2 separate regions of the Homo sapiens genome follow, and region 2 is linked to region 1. A link is a loop called in an ENCODE intact Hi-C map of the cell type or tissue named here. Cell type or tissue: heart left ventricle. All regions are shown on one strand. Each heading gives the region's core, and the rest is flanking DNA. Links, peaks and the distances in the headings are about the cores only.

What was found. A loop is a pair of places that touch in the nucleus more often than their neighbours do. Peaks named below come from ENCODE experiments on the same cell type or tissue, not always from the same donor. Only the 100,000 strongest peaks of a DNase experiment are listed, where the experiment ranks them.
Region 2: a loop joins it to region 1, with 9 times the contacts of the local background. A loop is called at or near these places in 30 of 110 quality-filtered maps.

Annotation. Positions count from the first base shown.
Region 1 is chr10:63,163,717-63,172,994 of GRCh38, forward strand. It overlaps JMJD1C (jumonji domain containing 1C), which reads right to left. Exons shown (of 26, transcript NM_032776.3): 25 at 4,719-4,850; 26 at 3,509-4,418. The coding sequence ends at 4,329. Among named protein-coding and RNA genes, the nearest start is that of NRBF2, 35 kb to the left of the region's middle. In heart left ventricle, for the core only: a CTCF peak has its summit at 3,268 (motif pointing right); no DNase peak of the experiment used is centred there; H3K27ac peaks cover 470 bases.
Region 2 is chr10:63,764,138-63,773,647 of GRCh38, forward strand. No RefSeq gene overlaps it. Among named protein-coding and RNA genes, the nearest start is that of REEP3, 250 kb to the left of the region's middle. In heart left ventricle, for the core only: a CTCF peak has its summit at 3,595 (motif pointing left); no DNase peak of the experiment used is centred there; H3K27ac peaks cover 1,797 bases.

The sequences.
Region 1 (9,278 bases), core at 1-8,000:
AGCAGTCAGTTCGCATCTCATCTTATACTTCCTTCTCATTTTTTTTTTCTATTTTTTTGAGAAAGTCTTGCTCTGTCGCCCAGGCTGGAGTGCAGTGGCACGGTCTTGGCTCACTGCAACCTCTGCCTCCCAGATTCAAGCAATTCTGGTGCCTCAGTCTACAGAGTAGCTGGGACTACAGGCCTGTGCCACCAGGCCCAGCTGATTTTTATATTTTTAGTAGAGAAGGGGTTTCACCATGTTGGCCAGGCTGGTCTCAAACTTCTGGCCTCGTGATCTGCCCACCTTGGCCTCCCAAAGTGTATTTGTTTACTCATCCAGCTCTCCACATCTTTTATCATCTGCAAAATTTGGGTCAAAGACTAAGGGGTGGTGAGGTGGTGTTGGCTTCTGTACCCATAATGCCCTTCCTCTCAAAGTGGAGTCCATTTGACCCACCCATACAACACAGGTCCTTGGTATACCCTCCGCTGGCCCCAGGGCTGAGGTCTTTTTCACAGACAAGACACAGAAGGACAATCCTGTTTTAGCTATAGCCAGTTGTGAAAACCTCCCCAGCCAAGAAAGGGAACTAACTTACAAGGCATGCAGCCAGTGACCTGGAGCCTGCCAACATTTCATTGTCACTTAAAAGTCAATTAATTGTCATTAAAAGAACCAGGCTGATTACTGTGGGAGCCAAAGTACTTCACATACTACTCACATTTGCTATATTTTTATACGGTTTCAAAGCATATCTATCTAGGTTTACATAGTAATTGCATAACCAGGCCATGTCATAACTTTTGCAGTTGGAAAGGTCTGAGTCTGCATCCTGGTGACAGGCCTGGCAGCATACATAACCTTGTGTCTTGGCCAACTTGTTATCCCAATTCATACTGAATACTGTATTGAATACAGAATGATAACTAGCTGGGCGTGGTGTCCCACGCTTGTAATCCCAGCACTCTGGATGGCCAAGGTGGGCGGATCACCTGAGGTCAGGAGTTCAAGACCAGCCTTGGCCAACATGGTGAAACCCTATCCCCACTAAAAATACAAAAATTAGCTGGGCATGGTGGTGTGGGCCTGTAACTTCACCTACTTGGGAGGCTGAGGCAGGAGAATCACTTGAATCTGGGAGGCAGAGGTTGCAGGGAGCCGAGATGGTGCCACTGCACTCCAGCCTGGATGACAACAGCAAATTAGCAAACTCCGTATCAAAAACAAAAACAAAAACAAAAAACAAAAAAACCATTATATAGAATAACTAAATCACTTTTTCCTCTCCCATGGCTGACTGCTGATCTCATTTGTGAGAGCATCTTTAATAGGCTGGCATCTAGAAACAGAACATGTTGTATCAATCTATCTATGGTATACATGCACAGAGCAAAGTAAAGGTATGACAGCACTTTTCTGAAGCTTATTAATTTTACCCAGATGTTATTAAATCCATAACCCATCTACCAAGAAGGGAAGTGACAGAAAACCAGACACTGATTCGTCTGGGTATTACAGTCCCCAGATGCATGGCAGAAATGAATTTGAATGCACGTATTGATTATTCATGAAAAATCCATATTCCAGTAAAAACATTATCAATTAGGGCCAGGTGTGGTGGCTTACACTTGTAATCCCAGCACTTTGGGAGGCTGAGGTGGGAAGATCACTTGAGCTCAGGAGAGACCAGCCTTGGTAACGTAGTGAGAGAGACCTCATCTCTTCTAAATAAATAAATAAATAAATAAATAAAATAAATAAATAAATAACATTTTAAAAATCACGCCTCTAATCCCAGCACTTTGAGAGGCTGAGACTGGCAGATCATCAGGTAAGGAGTTCGAGACCAGCCTCGCCAACGTAGTGAAACCCCATCATCTCTATGAAAAATAGAAAAATTAGCCAAGTGTGGTGGCATGCACCTGTAGTCCCAGCTACTCCGGAGTCTGAGGCAGGAGAATCACTTGAACCTGGGAGGCGGAAGTTGCAGTGAGCCAAGATCACGCCATTGCACTCCAGCCTGGGTGACAGAGTGAAACTCAGTCTCCAAAAGAAAAAAAAATTAGCTGAGCACAGTGATGCGTGCCTATAGTCCCAGCTACTCGGGAGGTTGAGGCAGGAGGATCACCTGAGCCCAGGAGTTCAAGGCTACAGTGAGCTATGATTGCACCACTGCACTGCAGCCTGGGCAACAGAGCGAGAGTGTCTCAAAAAACATTATACACTAGAATGGGAAAGAACTAAAGTAAAGTATTCACCACGACTTTCCCTTTATAAAGGCTCTTTGTTGTTTCTCAAATTATTGTACACATTTAAGATAACACCATACCACCGTCTGGAGGGAGCTGACATACTCAGACATACTCCTGAGGCGCATCAGACCCAACCAAAAGGATGGAGAGAAAAAGGCCAGAGGAACTGCTCCAGTGATTAGGGAGTAATCAGCAATCAATCAACTCCCCAGCCTTCCAAAAAGCTTACAAATGTCATTAAGGATGTAAGCATTATGGTCCTCTCTCTTCACCCCAGATTTACAAGGAATTAATTAGGTCAGCAGCATGGAATTCAGACTATGGATACAATATTCTTCAGACTACGGATAGAATACTGTCATTAAGGTGGGTTTGCACTGAAACAAGCCACATTACCTGGCTTTATCTTCGTTAGCTTCAGCTATTCAGAATAAGTTGTAAATATGGTTAAAAGGTGGCTCATGCAAGAGCAAGAGAAGCAAAAGGTTTTGAGGAAAAACAATCACCACAGACTTTGGGATCCTGGCAGGCTTTAGGGGACCAGCAGGTGGTACTCTACTCCAGAATTAACACCTTGGCTTTCACTTAATTTTACATCAAAATTAAATCAGATGGAACATATGAAAGCATTAGACAAAAGCCACTTTATCAGCTGAGGCACATTTGGAAAAATGGTATTTAAAAAAGTCAAAAGCTCACCAAAGAAGGTTCACAAAATCATCTGAAATATTCCTCAGGCCAATTTTTCTTTCTAGCCAAGTAGTCATTATCCATCCCATGATAAGTATAGGTAATTAATGTGAAATGCCACATGTAGGTAATTCACATGAAATGTAATTGCTCACATTCCTGGCTGAACCTTGCCTGAAGTGGAGGGTGTTGTAACAGATTACATGGAGCTAAACGATGGTGACATAAGGAAAAACAGTATAAACTAAGCAACTTGCAAGGTGTCACAACTTGGACTCCCACTTTTTTCTTTTAAGCTGAATGCTTTCAGTTGAGAAGAAAGGCTATCCTCTCAATATCCTGCAGGTGTCAGTGGAGAGCTACATCTTTCCAGTAACTTAAAGGGTTGGGAATATGTCAGCCTTAACCAACCGACAATAGCAGCCAGCTATTAAAACCAAGACTTCAAATTAATTAAAATAACTTTCTAAGGTCATACAGTAAGTGGCAGAACTCATATTTATACCCAGGATGACTGACTTCGGGCTCTTCTCTGCCCCCAGTGTCATGCTTGTCAACAGAGGGAGTACTCTGGAAAAAGTCAATTTTTGATAAAGTCCTTTTAATGGAAAATGTAAAACCCCTTTCAACTTTAATGTACAAAGCCATATGTAACACTTGCACTTTAACAAAAGCAAGCCAATGTTTTAAAAAAATACATCATTAAATGTATATATGTATATATTTACATAGCATATTAAGTTTAATATTTAGCTTTAAAAGTTCACATAAATTTTACCAAAATGAGACAATTTTAAATAAATTACACCTTTTGAAAATGTTTAATTGTACAGTCAATAGCTTCAACAAAATATTGAAGTGTCTGTATTTAGTATCTACTTTATATACTTTATACTTTACAAATTTTACAATTATTTGGCAGTAATTTTCTGATTATGACATGACTGCTGTGCGATTCAGCAATTTCCCAGATGCAGGCAATAGCTGGTGTTTGTGTCCTATTCTCACAGTAACTGTCTCAATGTAGTGAAAAATATCAGTAATTTTAGTAAACTGTACAAGGTCACATTTACACTTGATCAACAATATAGCATAGAATTTTTTATTTTTTACCAAAAATAAATACATCATTTTAAATCTGGCATTTTCACAAACATCATATACACTATAATACAAAACAGCTATATAGTGCTGCTTTTAAAATTCTGCTTGTTTTATAACATTGAATCACAGGAGCTGTGACATATGCTATACTGCTGTGGTGTCAGTAACAAGTAATTACTACAAAGAGAATTTCTTGGCACTGATGGTTTTATGAAGCTTAAAGTCAGTGTGCATACATATCATCATTCAAGGTTAAGTAATCCCAGTTCAACAACCTAAAAATATCAAACTGGATCACACTTAATTTTCTTCCATATCCTCTACTTCATCCTCGTGTATCTTCAAGGCTCTCACCATTTCTTTGACTGCATGATACAAAATATTTTTAACCTGAAAGAGATGTTGATATTTCTAATCACTTCAGTTCGACAGAAATTAATTAAAAAATGACAACTTCCAGATTTAAAAAAATAATAGGGAACTAGGAAAGCCAAATATAAGAAAAATGTTTGAAAGTGTTAAGCCAAAAGGGACACTATAAATCATACAATTAAATACATGTTGGTGTTAATCTTTGGTTGTCACCCTAATGTGACCAACTAGGCAATGACTGCCTAAGCTGTTATACATGTATCATATTTCTGAATATAAAAAGCCTGAAGAACAGGACCTAGAACACCCAACTCTTACCTGTAGTTTATCATCATAATTGATTTCTTCCTTCAAAAGTCTCAGTTCCTGTGTTAAATGAAATGACTCTACAAGATGTTCTGGAGACACAAAATCTTCAGTTACCTGAATACAGCTGTGAAAATTCTGAACCTATCCCCAAAAGAAAAACCGTGAAATACAAGTTTTAGGAGGTGGAGCAAAGAAAAGCCAAGTTATTTAAAACCAATAAACACAAGAGACAATTCTGCTGGAGAATTTACTTTCTCCAAAACATCAAATGGATTTTAAAGCAGAAGACCACATTTTATGAGAAAGTTATGTCACTGAAAAGCTTCATGTAAAGTGACTTTGTAAATGGAATATTTTTAAATGATAAAAAGAAAATAACTTTTCCAGGAATCCTTTGGAGAGGCTGATAACCAGATATTAAATTATCAATTTTGCCAAAGTGGACTTTTAAAAAATGTGTTACTTTTAAAAACTAACTTGAAAGAATTTATGAGGCAATCTATCTGAGTATGTTTATTGTTGCTCCATTGGCTTTCAGGATTTTGGTCATTTCACTGTTAACTCTTACATCAGAGAATAAAGAAAAGAAAATGAAACTTTGTTAGGAACTGGGATGGAAAATGTAGTCCCAGACAGATCTACTGACCTCGACTGAGTTTCAGAAATATCCCAGGATTTTGGTTATTCATGCCTTTCTTTTGTGACTTTCTTTCAAATTAGCCAATTAAAGATACCCCTTCAATCACCGGTGACATCAGTACAACAGTTTTTCAACAGTTTTCTCTCTCCTGACCAAACAGTTTTCCCAAGAAGCCAGTCAATAGTCTTATCTGTTATTTGTTCAGCATTTACAAACTGACTTTGCACTTGACTATTAGAGCTGCTTTCTATTAATGCCAGTAAAACAACAGAGGAAGGCCCAAGCTGATCCAATCTGGGATTTGTGGTGTTTCTAGATTGTCTTCTAGTGATATTAAAAAACATCATAAAAATTCCTGGGAAAGGAGAAATAATTGAAAAACTAAGCATTTAAAGTTACTCTAAGTATGCAAAATAAATTTAATTGGGAGGAGTGAGATGAAAGAGATAGTAAGTGGGAAATGGAGACTGTGGGGAAAAAAAATCTAATTGATGATAGGGTGATGGAATTCCAGAGGGGCTAGAATTCCTCCTCTGGGCATAATGACCACCTGAACAGCTGCTGAAGTCTGCAGAGTTCTTTAACTCAAGCACTGTGCCTCTATTGATAACTTGGTAGCATAGTAAAGTAAACATTCTCTTTCTTTAATCATTAGGCTGTTGGTTCCTCTGGAGGATGAACATAGTGGATGCCTCACATTTTCAGCATTTCTGTACAGTCTCACTGGCTCTTCATAATGTGTCTGTAGAACAGATGCTCTATTTCACAGAGCAGGAAACTATGGATGAGATGTTCAGCGCCTGTCCCAAGACAAATCAGCCAATAAATGGCAAGTCAACAGGAGCCCAACTCCTGCGGTGTCTTGTCTAACAGATGCTTTACAGTCCTGCTTATTAACTCTCATACCAGCATACAGAGTCTCCAAATGCCCTCTCTCCTTATGTCTTTCATTTATCTGAACTTAAGGAGAGTAAGTCTTTCCAAAGTTTTAGCATGAAAGAACTTTTGGTATATCTAGCTCTAGCATGTCCTAAAATCATTTGTAGCTCCAAAATGTATACTTGGTTCTTTTTTTATATAATTTATTGATATTCTCACTTTGTTCATCCATCGTTTTCCTGATTTCTGCTGGCTCTTTGAGCATATTTAAGACAGTTGTCTAGTAGTAAGTCCAATGTCTGGGCTTCCCGGGGAAGGTTTTTGCCAATTTATTTTCTCCCTTTGAATGGGCCATACTTTCCTCTTTCTGTGTATGCCTTATACCTTTCTGTTGAAAACTGGGCATCTGAACATTACAATGGGTAATCATATTCTCTCCCTGCCTCAGGGTTTGCTGTTGTTGATTCCTGAGGGCTCCAGTCATCCATTTGTTTAGTGACTTTTCCAAACTGTTTTTGCAAAGGCAGTATTCCTTGTTGGGTGTGGTCACTGAAGTCTCTGTTCCACTATCTCACTGGTCAGCCAGTTACCTAACAGAGATTTCCTTAAATGCCAAAAATCAGCTGCCCTTTTCTTCATTAAGCAGTCTCTTGGTTGCTGTTGTAAGTTTTCAATTAGATTCCAGAGTTCTGAAAAAGTTCATTCTGTCAGTCTTTGCCAGCTTATGGTTGTTTTAAAATGACTTTTAGAACAGTAACCTTTATTAGTGCTTACAAGATGCTATTAGGTTTCCTAATGACCCCTACCTGATATATTTTGGATAAAGGCTTGAGGGTTACTTTGAAGAGCCAAGGTTCAGTTTTAAAGCAGAACACAACTCAGCTTCTCATTCTGATTATCCCTTTTCTTTGCCACATTTGACTCATTTATATTTCACTTCCTTGACATTGTCTTATTCATACTTGCCTAAAAGCATCAGTTATAATTATAAATAGGTAATGTTAAGAAAATATAATTTGTATTCATAGTAGGAAGGTTATTATATTGACACTGTGATTGCTATTTACTCAGTTATTTGTGAGAACTTAGTGTGGAAAGATTTTGCCAAGAAGTCCTTTTGGTCATATAAATACAGAGAATTACAACTTTACAATTTTCTAAACTCATGATAAATGACCAAACACAATCAAAGTTAGTATTTTTCGACAAATTTTACTAAAGATTATGTGTTAACTTAAAAAAAAAACAACTGTTGCTGTTTTTAAGTAAAGGCCACTCTAAACCTCAGAATACTACAGCTGAGACAAAAATCCTGGAGGTCAGGGTCATTGCTCTGTGGAGGGATGTACAGGAGTTTCACAGACTGAGTCCCAGTTACCAAGGTAAGATTTGTAAGTCTCCAATTCTAGAATAGTTCTTAGCATATAAAGAGGGCTGTGGCTATGCTGCTTTCCCTCAGCTTGCTAAGATTATATATCTCAGCTTCCTTGAACAGACAGCCCACTCTTCTCAGTTTGGCTCTGGCAATGGTCATTGCTGACGGGCCAAAGAACAGAATGTTGTTTCTTCCCTAGCACTGCTGGCCCTTGTCATGCAGAATCACTTGGTTGAAAATTTTTTGATAGGTGCCTTGGGTTTGCATGAGATTCCTATTTGTGTGGTTTCCAAAGTGTGGTCCCTGAACAGTAAAATCAGCATTTCCTGGAAACTTGTCAGAAATCTATAGTTTCAGGTCCCTCCCCAGACCCATTGAAATCAGAAACTCTGGTGGTGGGGTACAGCAATCTGCTTTATCAAGCCCTCCATGAAATTCTAACATATGCTGAAGTGTCAGAATACTGATTTAGAGTCTGATTATTCTGAGGGCCACCTATAGCCTACTGGAAGTGTTGAAGTCATTAACAGTTTTCAGAACTTCTAAGACCTAAACAGGTTGTAAGTAATAATGCATCTCAAATCCAGGTTAATATTGTAAACACTTATTACTTCCCTTGAATTTTCTCTTAAAACTGCATTGCCACCAATTGTGAATTACGGACAACATCCTTTCAACAGAGTATAAAGAGCTGTGTTGTTGTCATTACACCCCACAGGAGAGGAAAGGTAGCAATTCCCTTTTGTACAGCTGGCAATTTCTGTGCCAAAATATGTAGCAAAGAAGTTAGATCTTGTTTTGGATCACTCAGCAATTTAGTGGCAGAGCTCAGAATATAATTTGTCAGTCTAGGTCATATATGCTGCCTTGGTGTATTTAGATATAACATTTTTTATAGATGTAATCTTGTTTCTATAATCTATGTGAATTTTCTAACTATCTCAAAGAAAATGTGTATAGACATAAAGTGGATTCCAACCTAAGTAAACTTTTGGAAGTAGCCAGAGAAAGCACATATAGGAAGAAGTAAACATTTACATGTTTTACAAAAAGCCCAATACATATAAATTATAGAAAGCCATAAATTTGTTTTCCTCTACCCTTGTGCAAAAACATGTTGTTACTGAGAACGTATTTTCTGGCCTTCAGAATAGAGACTTATTAATAATACAAACATTAAGTGCATTATTCTAGGCATGGGAAGAGAGCAATGGAAAAGATAAATCTCTTACTTCATCATGCTTACGTTCCAGTGGGGGTTAAAAGACAAGCAAAGTGAGTAAATTATAAAGCATATTTTAAGGTGACAACTGAAATGGAGGAAAATAAAGCAGGAAAGACGACAGAAAGTTGGGGGACACAATTTACAGCTTTAAACTAGACCTCACCAAGAAGGTGAAATTTGAATGAAGCCTAAAAAAGTGTAAAGAAGCAAGTCTTACAGATACCTGACAGAAAAACGATTCCAAGCAAAAAAGATTAAGAAGCACAAAAACCCTGGGGGAGGGGGGAAACATACTTGGTGTGTGTGAAAGAAGCAAAGAGGGCAGGATGGCTAGAGAGGAACTAGGAGAGCCATACGAGATGAAGGCAGTGAGACAGAGGGGGAAGTGTGGATATGTAAACCAACCTAACTTTTTAACAAGGTCACTTTGAGCCTACTAAAAGACCACTG
Region 2 (9,510 bases), core at 435-8,434, 600 kb after region 1:
AGAGCTCCCAGAGCCTCAGTTTCCTCATCTTTAAAGTGGAGAATATAATTAGAATGCCCCTTATGTTTGTTGTTTATGAGAAATAGACAGCATGGAGCTTAATACGTAGTACTTAGAGCACACACTTTGTTCCTTCTCTTTCCTCCCTTCCTAAAGTCACATAGAAAGCATACATTGCTTCAATAGGTCTTCATTGAAAGATCACTGACATTTCATTCAACTTGGGAAATGTTTGAAAAAAGCCAATGCCGTGTTTTTGAAGATTCTCAGGAGCACAGAATGATGAAAAAGAGGGTGAAGGAGTGGCCTTAGAAGGATGAGGAAAATACCTTGTCTCCCTGTCTTCCCTATCTTCTTTACGTTTCTCTCCAACCGTGGCCTCTTCTCTGGACAGACTCCCTTTGAGGTATGGGCAGTTCTGAGGCATATTCACAAGCAGGAGTTCCTGTGGAGGGAACTCTAAATCAGGCCCTTGGGGTAACAGGTTGGGAATGTAAAAGTATTCAGCCCAGAATGTGATACTGTCTTTGATGCAGGGTAGGCAGGCCCCAAAGTGGAGTTTAGCCCACTGGGTTCTTGGCTTTGTCCAAGAAAGAACTCAAGGGCAAGCCAGAGGTAGAAGGAAACAGCTTTATCGAAGAGACAGTGTTACAGCTCTATGACTGCTCCTGCAGAGCAGGGCTACTGAGTAGGCAGAAAGTAGCAGCTCAGGGCAGTTTTGTAGTCATATTTATACCCACTTTTAATTGCATGCAGATTAAGGGGCAGTTTATGCAGAAATGTCTAGGGAAGATGTAGTAATCATTGGGTCCTTGCCATGGAAAGGGACGGTAACTCCCGGGTGTTGCCATAGCGACATGACACACTGGTGGGCATGATTGAAAGCTGCCTTGCCACCTCCCCCCCAACCCTGCCCTGTTTTAGCTAGTCCTCAATCTGGTCCAGTGTCTTGGCCCCACCCCTGGAGTCAATCCCACCTCCTACCTCATCTTCACATGTCTGAAGGGCTAAGCATATGAAATTGGCGAGACTTCTGCTGAATGGCCCCACAGGATGGAGGTAGGCATGGAAGCCATAAGCCATCCAAAAATGACATGGACAGCATGGGGAAGGGATGAGTTTCCTGTTGCTAGGGATAGTCAAGCAGATGGTTTCTAGGATGTTGGAGAGGGAATAAAGTCTTAATAGGAGTCAGGCTCTTATGACTCATGAATCCCTTTTGAGTTTGTGGAAGTTCAGAAGAGACAGGTCAGGGCATGAGGTGTTCCTGAAGATCAGTTACCCAAACATATCAGCAGTAGTCTACTCCTGACTGGGAACAGATTCTTCTCTACAATTGGAGAATGCCCCATTTTGGGGAAAGGTAATGATAGGTAACATTTATTGAGCTTTTCCAATGTGCCAGGAACTCATTTGTGTACTTTAAATGTTTTCTTTTTTTTTTTTTTTTTTTCTCACAATGGCTTTAAGAGGTTGGTGCTCATTGTTGTGTTCATTTTACGGATGAGTAAACTGAGGTCCAGGGAGGTTAAATACCATGCCTAAGACTGCGCAGATAATAGGCGATGCCGAGATCTGAAAATTAAATATTCAAATTCCAGAGCCCACACTGTTAATCTGAATTTTATTCAAAATTAAATAATTAGGAGAGAGAGGCCTTTTTGGCATAACATTGTGGTATATTGGTACAATTTAATAAGAAAATTGTATTTCAGGAACTAAAAGTTTGAAAATTTAATGAAGGCAAATAACCCTTTTTAGCAAAATTAAATAACGATGTGTTAGGTTCTGGCATTCAGTTTGTGGTAATCCTCTCAGAGCAAGAAGCTTTTGGTTTAGTTCTGGCTGTGACTGCCACTTACTTGCGTTATAATCTTGAATTCAGACACCTTTAGGGTCTCTACTCCTGGCCCCATTTTCTGAGGTGGCCCCACAAAGAAGTGACCCATGCTGGTGTGGACTAAGCTCTGATTTTTTTTATCTTGCCCAAATTCCTTTCTAAGGTGTCTGGGGAGTCATGCCCTACAAGCCATAAATTCTCATCAGATGGGTTTTATTTTACCCTATATATCGTGACTTACTTTCCAACCTGACTCTGGCATAACAAGGGAAAAAATAAAAATGTTTTACCCCAAAATATATTTCCTTGCCATACCTTGAAATTGCCCTGCAAAGTCTTTTGTGGGAAAAATCCACATTCTGTAGGGAATCCTCTTTCCCCTTTGTTTTCCTTCCTTCCTTTTCAGATCCAGGAGATAATCAACTAAGAGGCAGGTACCCTTTTAAGTCTGATAGGAAACATTTTTCAACCTGCTCTCTGTAAAGTCTGCTGAGAGCTTCCTCTGCACAATAAAACTTAGTCTCCACATCTTTCATCTCAACCTGAACATTTCCTTCGATCCCAGGTCTTCAGATAACCAGTTATCAACCAGAAAGAGTTTAAATTTATCTATAGCCTGGAAGCCCCCGCTTTGAGTTGCCCCACCTTTCTGAACGAAACCAATGTATTTCTTAAATGTATTTGATTGACGTCTCAGGCCTCCCTAAAATATATAAAACCAAGCTGTGCCCAGACCACCTTGGGCACGTGTTCTCAGGACCTCCTGAGGGCTGTGTCATGGCCATGGTCACTCATGTTTGGCTCAGAATAAGTCTCTTAAAATGTTTTATGAAGTTTGACTCTTCTCGTCAACACTGGTTACTGGTGTAGGGAGGAGGGGAAGAAAGGAATGTGCCTGCAAGTTCAAAAGGACTCCCAGAGCATACATGCAGCTGAGAAAGAGAAAATGTTATTTTGACAGCTGGCCTTAGGAGAAGTGGTCTTTGTTTAAGTCCTTGAGTACAGAAAGCAAGGGCTGGAAGAAATGATCTAGAAGACAGGCCTCTGGGTTAGGAGATCAGGCCGTTTGGTTTGACTCTTAAAGGATGTGGTGGCCCCTGTTGACATTCAGGTTGCACTCTTCAGTCACCCATTTCTTCACCCAGGACCAAAGCAGAGTGTACTCCTTACTTTGCTGACTTATTAGACACAATGGGCTGCATATTTGGGACTTTTCCATTTATGGTTGCTCTAGAGATGTTAATTTTAACCTGATTTTCCTTGGCTGTGAGTGCTGCAAAGCTGAAGAGGGGGTGGCAGACACTGACTTGACAGGCCTGGAAACATTTTAGTTATGTGATTCAAGAGAAAAAAAAAATACCGTAAAACCACAGAGAACACAGTTGGAGCTTCCATCACGGAAAGCACAGTCCCCAACCAACCCCTTGTTGCTAGTCCAGCTCTGCCATGTGATGTTGGGAAAGGCATTTCATCTCTCTGAGTCTTGGTTTTTCCATCTGCAAAATAAGGGTGTTTAGACTGAATGATCTCTCCAGTCAACCCTTCCTGCTGTAAATTCTATCATTCTTCAGTATTTCTTTTTCGGTATTGAGGGATTTGGTTTTTTATTCTTTTCTATTTTTACAGAAGATAACTCATACAAGGAGAAGCGTGGTGGTGACATGATCCTGGAAAAAAAATCAATGTATTTTCTGAATCTTTTTTTCCCATATAAATTCTATATTTCTGTGTGTTTCTTGCTCCCCCTTCTGTCCAAACTTTGGTTTACTCTGAATATTTTCACATTTTGAAGGTCATTGTACAGACTTGGAGCTTTACTGTTTGGAACCTTTGCCATTATTGTCATTGCTGATATTTCCTGTTTCACTTTTAAAAATTGAGTTGGAATTCACATAACTAGAAAATTAGCCATTTCAAGTGTACAATTCAGTGACATTTAGCACGTCCAGAGTATTGTGGAACTAACAGCTCTATCTAGTTCCAAAATATTTTCCTCATCCCAAAGTGAAACCCTGTACCCATTAATCAGCTACTCCCTACTCTCTTTTCCTTTCAGTTCTGGCAACCATCATTCTGGTATCTGTATTTATAGATTTATCTTTTCTGATATTTCATGTGAATGAAATCATACAAAATGTGACCTCGTGTGTCTGGTTTCCTTCACTTAGCATTGTGTTCTTGAGGTTCATCACGTTGTAGCATGTGTCAATACTTCATTCGTTTTAATGGCTAAATAATTTTCCATTTCATTATATGTGCATATCACATTGTCTATCCATTCATCTGTTGATGGATATTTGGCTTCCACCTTTGGCTATCATGAATAGTGCTGAGGTGAACATTCATATACTTGTACTTGTTTTCAATTCTTTTGGGTATATACCTAGGAGTGCAATTGCTTAGTTATATGGTAATTCTATGTTTAACTTCTTGAGAAACTGCCCAACTATTTTCCACAGTGGCTGCACCGTTTTGTATTCCCACCAATGTGTGAGAGTTCCAGTTTCTCCACATCTTTGTCAACTCTTGTGATTTTCCATTTTCTCCTTTTGCTTATAGTCATCCTAGTGGGTATGAAATGATATCTCATTGTGGTTTTGATATTTACCTTTAGGAGGTCACAGGTTATCTTTCCTACTCCCACCACCTCAGCCCAGCACAAGAGCAGATAGATACCAGGCAAATCCTTTGGTAAAATTCATTTGAACCACCAATCTGATCTTATTCCCCTGTTTTATATACCTGGGCCTTACTTTCATGCTTGTGTCAATCCTGTTCCCAGGATACAGTTCTGTGCCTTTATGTGAAAATGTCTTACTGACCTTTTGCTCATTTTATTTTTTTGAGACCAAGTCTTGATCTAATGCCCAGGCTGGGATGAAGTGGCACACTCATGGCTCACTGAAGCCTTGACCTCCCAGGCTCAAGTGATCCTTTTGCTTCAGTTCCCCAAGTAGCTGGGACTACAGGCATGTACCACCATGTCCAGCTCATTTTTGTATTCTTTATAGAGACGAGGTTTCACCATGTTGCCCAGGCTGGTCTTGAACTCTTGAGCTCAAGGAATCCGCCTGCCGCGGCCTCCCAAAGTGTTAGGATTACAGGCATAAGCCATTGTGCCCAGCCCTTTGGCTCCTTCTTAACAGATAATAGACATTTTTCTTTTTTTTCTCATATACAGAAACAGGTTATGAAATACAAGAATAAAGGGGGAAATATTTTGGTTTCAGTGAATATGCACTGTAAGACACTGATTCTTCCTTCTACGGTAGGTTCTAGATGGGGTTGTTAATTACTCTTGGTCTTGTGTGGAGTTGGTTGTGTCAACTGCATTTTCCTGGACAGGCCACACCTGAAGGGCCATGCCACCTGCTTCAGCCAGTGCTCTCTTCAGGGGACCTTGAAGCTAGTTTTTGTGTCACAGTTAAAGGGTAGTCTTTGTTCTCACTCTCCTGAGGAGCTTCTATTTCTGCAGGGGATGCATTTGGATTTCTAACTGCAGTGGTATCATCTCCAGGAAACCACACTTAGGTGGTTCATCTGGCTCAGAGAGAGGTGAACTCCAGATTTCAGTGTGACATAGTCAGCAAAATCTAGCAGGCTGGCATATGGCTGAGGCCAGCAGGGGTTAGTTGTTTTTGCCATCTAGCTGACCCTTCTTATCAAGAATTTCTTCTCTTTCCTCACACACCATTCCTCTTGCTAAGAGGTCAAGCCAAAGTCAAAATTTTGTAAGGACAGTCCAGTTTTCAAAAATTTAGGGGTGATGTTTCTCTAGCTTCTGTGAATAATAAGATTTACCCACCTTCTATTACAAAATTAAGCATCAAGGAGTTAAGAAAAAGTACCTAAAACTCAGAAATGAGACAGAAAGATTGGTAATATGTTCTTTTATGATCATATGGGAGCATAGTTTAGCAGACCTGTCCAAAGAGTTTTTAATTATCCAGGCAGGAGAATAAAGTTTGTTTAGCCCACTCATTACCATTAATTAGTTTCCAGATTTAATGAAGTTACACGTTAACATGTAGATTTTTCAAATCATTTCTATTTAGTGGAAAAAACCCCAAAGTTATGGTTTATTGCCTTGTATGTCATTAGCCAGTTTTGTATCTAACCTAGTAATCTTGCTCTAACATTGTTCCAAATACTTATGAAAACCTACATCCTCAAAATGCTCTTTGAAGAAGCTTTGTCATCTTGTTGGTTTCCTCATTAATTAATGAATTAAATAACATCCTTGACTCATGTTCATTTTATATTTGTATGAGAATCATGTTTTTAACTTTTTGAGAATTTTACTTTGACAAGGGTTTCAGATGTTTCTGGTAGACACCCAGGGAGGATGGGATTGAATCAAAGATAGCATAAATGCAGGGATTATGTCCTATGGGGACTGATGTTATCTGCTTTGCTAGACAAGATAGTCATGGATCCATTTGGTGGTTTCAGTTGAACACTGAAGGTTCCCTGGGATATTGGCCCTTACTGTAGGTCTATGATTTTATGGTATTTCGAAGCCTTGCCTTCATTTTCAATGTTAATTCTGCCCAATGTCTGATAGCTTTGGGCCTCCACCTCTGGCTTCTCTGTTCTCTTCCAGCTCTTCAGCGTCTGACGTTCACAACCCAAACGCCCAGCTGGTGAATCTATTCACTCCTGACTTCTTCTAGTCTTCCTTTCTTGTGTGAGACTTCTGTACTTACAGGTTCTACAGGCTGGATTTTTGGCGCCCCCTTCATAACCTGTTGAAACTCCTTCTTCCTGCTGCCTACCTGTGAGGCACACATCTGATCTGCCTGGAGAAGAAACTCTGGGGCAGAATTTTTCGCAAGAGCGACTAGTGGGATCTTGGGTAGACTTGGCTTTAGACTGAATTGACTCTTTCTAGTGTGTTTGAGGGCAAGTGAGCCTGTGTGCTCAATTATATCGTCTTTACTTTAAAATCCACTTCCTGTCATCAGTTCCTCAGGCTGTTTAATCTCCTGGTCACTCATCAGCACTTGAGCTATTCTTCTCTCTATCTTTATCTCTTCCCACAGTTCAAAGCAGAATGTTCTAGGAGGTGGGCTCACTTTGATAATTCTCCTTCTTCTCCTACCCATCAGAGAGCCTTCCTCCTCCAGATGAGCCTTTCCTGTCTTGGGTTGAGGAAAGATTGTTTTAATTTATCGGTCTTCATTCTTGTTTTTCTATTCCCCTCTAGTCTATAATGGCTTCTTCTCTAAGGTATCATTTTTTCCTGGTGTCTGGGATTCCATGGTAGGTGAAGGCTGAACAGCTGAGAGGCTGGCCCCACTTCTAGAGGCCCTGTTCCCTGAGGCAGGCTCAGCTTTCCCCTCTAGCCAGATACCTATGTTGGCATCCCTCTGGGAGGATACCAGTGACCCCTAATATTGTATGTTTTTGGGTCAGAGTTTACATATGTCCTGCTCTGCCCTGACCTTAGTAGGGGCTGAAGGAAGTTAGAACTTACTTCTATTTCTCAGGTTATCAGGTCCTTTTTTAATAGGCTTGTCAGAGGGAATAGAGCACTGTCTTTATGCCTCTCCAGTAGTACCACTTTTCACTCTGCTCTGGGGTGTAATCATTTTTTTTTTTTTTTTTTTGGTTAGATTGGGTCTCTCTCTGTTGCCCCAGCTGGAGTGCAGTGGCGTGATCATGGCTCACTACTCACTGCAGTCTTGAACTCCTGGCCTCAAGCAATCCTCCCATCTCAGCCTTCTGAGTAGCTGGGACTACAGCAGTATGCCACCACACCTGGCTAATTTAAAATTTTTTTAGAGACAGGGTCTTGCCGTGTTGCTCAGGCTGATCTCAAACTCTCGGCCTCAAGTGATCCTTCCACCTCAGCCTCCTAAAACCCTGGGATTATAGGCTCATGCTTGGCCTGGGGTGTGATCATTGTGAGCTTTATAGATCCCCTACAGTGCCTAGAATAGTTGCCAAGAGATGTTGCTTGATATGTGTTTGTTGAATAAATGAATGAATCAAATCAGTGGGATTCATTTTGACCCTTGGGTTCCACTTTGGTTCAGGCCCTGATTGGTCCAAATATTGTTTTTCCAAATATCTAGCTTTGCAGTCTTCATTATTTAAAATGTTATAAGAATATATATTTAAGAAATATCATGTAAAATATTGATGCTGGTATAGTGGAGACCCATTAAAACCTGGGGTCTTTCTATTTTTAAAATTCTGCAAAACATAAGTCTCATCTGTACTGAGAGAATTCCAGCTAAAACATGGCAGGTCTATGAGGCACATGTCAGTCCAGGACTGTGCTAACAATCCAGCCAGGATTTGTGGTTGGTTGTGTCAGTAGAAAGATGTCAACTGTGGAGTTTGATGTTGCTCTACATACTAACAGCAAATTAATGTTATTAAAATGTTTGGTTACTAAATACAAAAAAGACTTCCTTGCATAGACTGACTGTACACTGAGAGCCAGAGCTTTCTTTCTTGACTTAGACCTTAAAAAGATTATTTTAATTTGTAGGACTTCTTTCTTGCCTTAGACCTTAAAAAGATTATTTTAATTTGTAGGACTTCTTTCTTGCCTTTCTACTCCTCTCAATTCTTTTTTCAAGCTGTTGTTGATGCAATCTAGATTTTCCCAAATGGGACAACTTGAAACAGAAGTGAATTCATTCTTAAATGAATGTATGAGGAGAGAGAACAGCTCAGGAATGTATTTTGGTGATTAGCCATCAAGCCAGGAGAAAGGGTGGCAGTTGGCTGGAACTCACCCGTATCCAGTCTGCATTCATTTTGCATCCTTCTTTATACATATGTCACTCTCCTCTTTTAATGGAGAAAAAACCCAAGTAAACATTGTTAAGCACATTTTGGAAAAGGGTTTAGTCTTAAAATAATATTGTGCACAGTATGCATGCAAGAGAATTTGAAATTTTTGGAAGTGAAATTAGACAGGCTCAAATCCTTTGTGGACTGAAGTGATGTGTAGAAATAAGTGTAACAGAGATCAGAGTATCTCTAACTATCCTAGAGTGTGGGACATAAGAGAGAATAACCTTGGAGGGATTGAATGAATGTCATTTATGAGAAGTTTATGAAACTTTGCACCTTTTAATTTGGGAACTGACGTTTTGGAAAAGAGAAGCAAAAAGATGTCATCAAAAGAAAAGACAGAACAAAATGTGACTTATAGTATGTTAAAGAGACCTCAGTGGTTATTTTGTCCAATCTTTTTATTTCACACAAAGGAAACTGGTGTTCAGGGAGGTTGAGTGACTTGCCCAAGGTCACCCAGACACTTAATGGCATATCCTGGAATTGAATCTAATTTCCTCTTTAATAAACCAGTATTCCTGTGGTGTTATGACTCCTGTGGTCCCTGTTTACCTAATGTGGAGCACGTGAAGCTTTTGAGAGAATGCAAAATGCTCCAATTGAGCACACAGAGACCTATGGAGCAATTTAAAATCCCATGACCCTGCTTTGTAATTGTGGAGTTTGCAGCTCATTTTATTTAATGTATGCTAGTCTCTAGTGGATAGTTTTCTGGCAGACTTCTGTATTTAATTTTTTGTATCATTCCTTTGGAGAGGATTGCAGACTCCCAAGGACATTGCAGGTACCCCTAATAGGACTTTGCTGTAATTAATGTTTTGGGGCTGTATTCTTCATTCATACCCACACAAAAGGAA